Linked DNA regions of Mus musculus: region 2 is linked to region 1. A link is a contact called in ENCODE Hi-C or POLR2A ChIA-PET data. All regions are on one chromosome and are shown on one strand. The core of a region is the stretch at or near the end of the contact, and the rest is flanking DNA. Distances in the headings are between cores, read along the strand shown. Region 1 overlaps Cdk6 (cyclin-dependent kinase 6). Region 2 holds the start of Fam133b (family with sequence similarity 133, member B).

Region 1 (3,076 bases), core at 359-2,858:
AGCTTTGGAAACCACCTCTTGGTCTGGAGAGATGGCTTAGTGGCTTGCTGCTGAGTCTGACAACCCAAGTTTGACCCCTAGGTCCTACGTGCTGGAAGGAGAGAGTCAAGCCCCCAAAGTTGTCCTCTGACCCATGTAAACATGCCATGGAGACGTGCACATGCACACATACAACTAAATAAAAGTCACAAGTCACTTCTTTTTCATGATCTTTGAATTCAGGGGGCTCATTCTCTAACATAGCACTTTTCCATTTGTTTGTTTTTGTTTTTGCCACAGCATGCCTCAGGAATTCAGCTGTGGGCATGACCACCACTTACTCAAGACACAAGTCATCCTTGTGCAAAAACTGCATTGTGACCAAGTAGTGGCAAGTGACACTTTCTCAGAATGGAAGCCTTAACCATTGTGAAAATAATCACTAGACATTTCTGAAGTGAAGGAGTTTGATAGTCGGAGTGGCTTAGTATTATTATTAATTATTTTTAAGTATACTTTATGAAACAGGAGAGATGGTTCAATGATAAAGGCACGTGCCACTAAGCCTGATGATCGAGACCCATATGGTAGGAGGAGAGATATGGTCTGCTGATTGCCACACACATGCAAGCCCACGCACACGTTCATACCCACAGAAAATAAACCCAATGAATTAACTTTAAAAAGCTTTCCTCAGCAAGGAAGCACCGGCGTCAGCCAGAGTCCTACAAGTGATGTGAAAGTCGGAGCAAACACAGCTAAAGCATTTGCTATAAATAGTCTATACAGCGTCAGACTGATTTTTTTTTCATTTTCTCTCTTAAACTTTGAATCTGCTTAGTATAAAAATGTATACTTAGTATAAAAATTCCTGCAAGCCCTTGAGAGTCAGGGATGTTGTTTATTTGTTTCTGAGAACTGCAAAATTAGTACTGTGCCCAACCAATAAAACACAGCGTGAGTCCTAACAGGTCAAAATGAACTGACCCAAGAGCCAGCTTAAGTTTTCTTTTCTTTCTTTTCAGTTTTTAAAAATTTCATGTGCCTTGGTGTTTTGCATACAAAGTAAGTCTGTGTGACGGTGTTGGATCCCCTGGAACTGCAGTCACAGACAATTAGAAGCTGCCACATAGGTGTTGGGTCCTCTGTAAGAACAAACAGTGCTCTTCCCACTGAGCCACCTCTCTGACCCAGCTTACGTCTTCAGGAAACTTGCAGACTAGATTTGTATCTTTAATGATGGGTGGATATGGTGACTGTCCTTCTCAAACTGTACTGTAGCCCGAGTGAGACTTCAACCCTGGAGATATGTTTGGCTTGAAGAATAGTGACAAGAAGGTGGTTACAGTCATAACAAAGGAGTGGCCAAGTGCTGCGGCAGCCTCTGTGAAGACAGGAGTCAAGGCCATGTTCCCAGCGATTATCAGGCCCACACTCTCTGGCACCCCGTAGGATCTGTACTGTATGGTGACGAACGTGTTCCCCTTCTCCTCTGCCAGTGTGAAGCCAGCTGGTATCCTGCGTGAACACAGTATTCCCTGTATCTCACTCAGTCTGGATGGAGGCCCAACACTGGGTGATAACTCAACAATTCCGTTCAGGAAGCAAAGCCCATGGCATTCCTTAGAACTTTCAGACTGTCTAGATGAAACAGGCCCATTTGAATGCTTTCCCCCCTCCCCTTCAGTGATAGCTGAAGAATGTAGTTTTTCATGGGTGGACACACTGGGTATGTGACAGATGTAAATTCAGATACAGACAAAACACCAGCTACATGATTCAGACTCTGTACCATGCTTCCCCAGATCTTACTTCAGCAGGGGTCAAACAGAGGAACGCTGGTGTTTGACAACTGTCTTGAGTCATCAGAGGAAGTTCCTAGCGTTCGGATGTGCTTGTTGAAATAACCCTGGTGAACAAAGCCAGCCTCCCCCTTCCCCCCACACTTCCCCTCATCCCTGTGGGCCAGTGAGGTTTTCATTTTAGGAAATGGAAGTGTCAATGTGGACAAACTGTCCTGAGGTATTTATAGCGGAGTGTGTCATTTTCTTAAACTGCCTTCAAACCAGGTAATATGTGAATGGAAAGGGGATCTGAATTTCTTCCACTCTTTCGTGCCATCTGAACAGAACTGCGCTGAGGCTCCCTTACACTTAATGGCTCTCGGCTTTGTCTTTTGAGACTGGGTCCCTCACTTATAAAACTCATCTAAAAAGCTCAGGGAATCCTCTGGGACCCACGTCTCCAGTACCAGGATTTCAGGAGTAAGGTACCAGATCCAGTTTCTGTGTGGGTGCTAGGGAGCCAAGATTAAATTCTCATGCTTGCCTAACAATTCTCATGCTTGCCTAACCTTCTTGACTGGGGGAGCTCCCAACCCCAACGTTTTAAATTTTTAAAAAAGTGTCATTTTGAGTGTGAGAGTGTTTGTGCACGTGAGTCTGTGCCCAGGAAGCCCAGGGAGGCCATGGATGCCAGTTTATAGCATCTGCAGGGTGCCAGGTTTGCTCCTGCACAATCAACACCTCAGAAAGTTAGCTGTTGTTCTGCCTGGGTCCTCCTGATCATGGGATGTTTTAAGTGGAAAGGAGGAAAAAAAAAACAAAAAACAAAACAAAAGGAAAAGGGACCCTTGAAGGCTTATAAGCAGAGTCTGTTTTATATTCATGGTGAGGAGACTCTGACCCTCCCAGGAAGGCTCTAAAGGTTAAAAACCACGAGGTAGTAAATAAAACAGAACTACTGTTCGAATCAGCTCTCAGGGCGATGATTCACTGCACTGGCTCATCCTTGGGAAATCACCTACTAAGTGGAATTTAGCAGTGAAGGTGTTATTTTTGGTGCATGATTTATTGCTCCCCCACCCACCCCCTGGGGATTGAATCTAGCTTTGCCAGGCGGAAGTGCTGTCTCTCGAGGGGGACAGGACTGTGTCCACTGCTGAGGCTCTAGGATACTGAATCATGTAACGGGAAAGCCACAGAAGCCAAGAGACTAGATGACCCGGGCTCCTAACACTGGCTCTGTAACTGATTAACACAGCAAGGAGAGCAAGTGGGTACTTAACCTCTGCTCATCTGTAAAAACCCGTTGTCTC
Region 2 (3,076 bases), core at 166-2,665, 41 kb before region 1:
ACGGTGGGGGATGTTGATGATGGAGAAGCTGTCTATGTGTGGGACCAGGATGTATAGGATAGCTGTGGTTTAAAAGTCCTGTTAAAAAGTGAGACTTTGGGGCTGGTGGTGGTGTGGGGGGCTGGGGGAGATATCAAGATCCATGAGGACTGAACCAAGTAGCAAATGATACAAGTTCTGGTCACAGTTTAAGCATCCTTACCCTGCCCTAAGTATTAGTTCTCCATTACATCTCCAACACCTCCCACCTTTTGATGTAATGTTTTCAGTCTTAGAATCTTTTAAGTGCAAACAAAATGCTACTAGAACATATTGTGCGATGACAACAGAACAGAACAGTACAGAGCTGTCAACACCCTCCAGTAAACGAGACTAATTTCATAGGTTTTGAAAATGCCTTAAGGAATGTGTAAATAAAAATTTCCAGTAAAATGAAAGTCTGGATTTCAGTAAGAAACTGTAATAATGTCTGTAAGCAAGCCTATAATCTTTAAAACAACGATAGCATCATTAATAACAACAAAACAAAACAGAAAAATCTCCAGGAATCAGGTGAGATGTGTCTGAGGACATTAATAGTCCAAGCACTATGTCGAACTCTGGATGCCCACACACATAGACCATTTCAACTGGTCTATTCTATTCTATTCATCTCAACTCCATTCATTCTACGGTCTCGTCCTGAAGCCAGGAGGAAAGTACATTCCTGCACAGTGCGAGCAAGGTTAGTGGCCACCGAGCTTCCACGACAGAACCACAAGAAACTAAAACGGACGTTTTTTGTTGTTGTTGTTGTTGTTTTTTGTTTTGTTGTTGTTGTTGTTTTTAAGACAGAGCGGGGAACACTGTCATTTCCCGGGCAGCTCTTTAGGTACCCACTCGCGTTCGCTTGGGCAGTTGCCTTTGTGGTCAAGCGGTGACTAAGGAGGACTCCCATTCCCACAGGTAGAAACTTGGGTTCAGAAGTCACTAACTTCCGAGGGCACTGGAGTCTAGAGTACCCCAAAGCCCTCATCCCTGTCCCCCACCCCCATCCCCGTGGTCCCGCTGCGCTGGGTCTGGGCCTCTCGGCACCGGCGGCTCCGGCTCACAGCCCTTACCGCTGCGGGGCGACAGGCCCCAGGGTCGGCCGAGCAGGACGCTGAGGACCGGCAAGGCGCACGCGCATCGCACGGCGCGGGGTCTCGGGGCCCCAAGTGCGACGCGGCCGCCAGCCCCGCCGCGACGGGCGACGGCTTCCGCTCGTTCGCCTGCCGCCCGGCCCCGCCTCACTGCTCCGTTTTCCCCGCCGAATACTCACCACGCGATTATCCCGTTTCCCCATGGTGGCCGGCTGAAGGCGCGGGAAGCCGCCGAGGGAGCAGGCCCGAGAAGAAGCCGAAGCGGCCCGCCGCGAGTCCTCTTACCACCTCTATGCCCCGCCCAGAGAGCGGCGCCCCGCCAATCCGGGGAGACCGTATGCGCCACGGCGCCCCCTGGTGGTGCGGAGGACAGCCCGGCGCTAGCGACCGCCTGCGGTTCCCAGGAGCTGCAGCAGGATTCCTGTGACCCACTTAACCATTCCTGAGCAGGACCCACTCTGTAGTCAAATCGGTAACTCAGTTCCTGGGTATCCAATGCCCTCTTCTGACCTTTGTGGGTACCAGGCACACGCACTGCACACCTGTAGGCAAACACATAAAGTAAGTCTAATGGAAAAAATTGTCATAAAACTTAAAAAAATGAGTCTGGGACCAGTCAAATATAGTTAAGACATAATCCTTATCTTTAAGGGGTGTGTTTATTAACTCATAGGGGGAGATAAACACACACAGGTTAGACTTTACTGCTTTGGTGCTATGGGATTATCTGGATTGGACTTAAACTTCAGAAGTGGTCTAGACTCTAGAGACTAATTAATACACCATATTCTCTGACTATTCACAGGCTTAGAAAAAGTGACTTATGGATTCATGTCAACATGAATGCATCAGGAATAAAATCGATCAGAATCCTTTCTGAAATTTTAGAAAATGGAAATATGGGACTTTCATTATACTGAAGAAAATCCTTTAGCCTTTCCCCAGACCTCATGGATATGAGGTGAGGGGTGGGTGGGTAGACATCATGAGTTTGAGGCTATTTTGAGCAACAAAGTAAGTCCAAGTCTGATCTGGGTAACTTAGACATTGTGTAAAGTAAAATTCAAAGGGAAAAAGGCTGGTATATGCTGCAGGATATGTGATCACACTGTGAAACCTGAGATTGTATTATTTACTAAAAAACAGTTGTTTCTAGTTGTGGTATGACTCAGCACTTAGAACACAGTTTTAATCCCAAACAGTGAAGGTAAAGTTAGTTTGTAGAAGGAAGCACCCATATTTGAAAGTTATGTGTAATTGAGTGGCAGACAAAGTGATGAATCAGAGAACAACCTGACAAAATAGACTATATAGAATATGCCCAACTGTCAGGAGAGAGGCAGTGAAGCCACTTAGGAGAGCAGTGCAGAGAGAAAGCGAGGAGAGAGGCAGTTTTACTGAGATGGGTTGAAAAGAGAACAAGCTAGACACGGGTGAAGACAGAATGAGTCAGAGAGTGAGAAGGAGCCAGAAGATTAGAACAGGTTGCCAGAGTTAACTCGGGGCCAATCAGAGCAATTCAGTCAGAAAGTGAGAGAAGCCAGTTAGAACCAGTCAGCTTGGAGAGGAATTTGAGCCAGAACAGCTGAATTGAACCAGCCAGTCAGAGTTCAGAAAGAACAAGAGAGGGTGAATATTTTCAGCAGTAACTTATCAGAGCCTGTAAAACATTCTAGGCCTATATTAGATTGCACAGAGGCTTCCAGGACCAGGCCTAGGTTAGCAGACTGAGGCAGTAAGCCTCAGAGATGACATTTAATTTAGGGAAATAAAAGTTTACGAGTAACACCAGTGACAGTGATACAGCATTTACCTAGCATGTGCGAGGCCCTGCATGGAATCCAGTACCTCAAAGAAAATCTTCTTCTCGCTGACAGAGACTCTCTCCTTTCTCACCCTCTATTGTTGCAACAGATATTCCAATCTCCACTTTCTTTCTTAAAACGGTCCTGTAT

The links. A loop is a pair of places that touch in the nucleus more often than their neighbours do. ChIA-PET counts read pairs that join two places held with the same protein, here RNA polymerase II (POLR2A).
Region 2: a map of T-helper 2 cell shows a loop between it and region 1 (2.6-fold over the local background). The contact joins the promoter of Fam133b here to the enhancer-like site in region 1. A Hi-C loop is called at or near these places in 3 of 37 maps with a recorded cell type or tissue (T-helper 17 cell, T-helper 2 cell and regulatory T cell). POLR2A ChIA-PET finds 5 or more read pairs at or near these places in 4 of 5 experiments (Patski and embryonic stem cell).

Annotation. Positions count from the first base shown.
Region 1 is chr5:3,501,588-3,504,663 of GRCm38, reverse strand. The region is part of intron 5 of Cdk6 (cyclin-dependent kinase 6); the gene reads right to left. Among named protein-coding and RNA genes, the nearest start is that of Fam133b, 41 kb to the left of the region's middle. Within about 2 kb of position 1,608, at least 1 of the 3 ENCODE cell types and tissues checked has a DNase peak (open chromatin) inside an H3K27ac peak, as active enhancers do.
Region 2 is chr5:3,542,172-3,545,247 of GRCm38, reverse strand. Fam133b (family with sequence similarity 133, member B) reads right to left here and starts at 1,415. Exons shown (of 11, transcript NM_001042501.1): 1 at 1,301-1,415. The coding sequence starts at 1,324.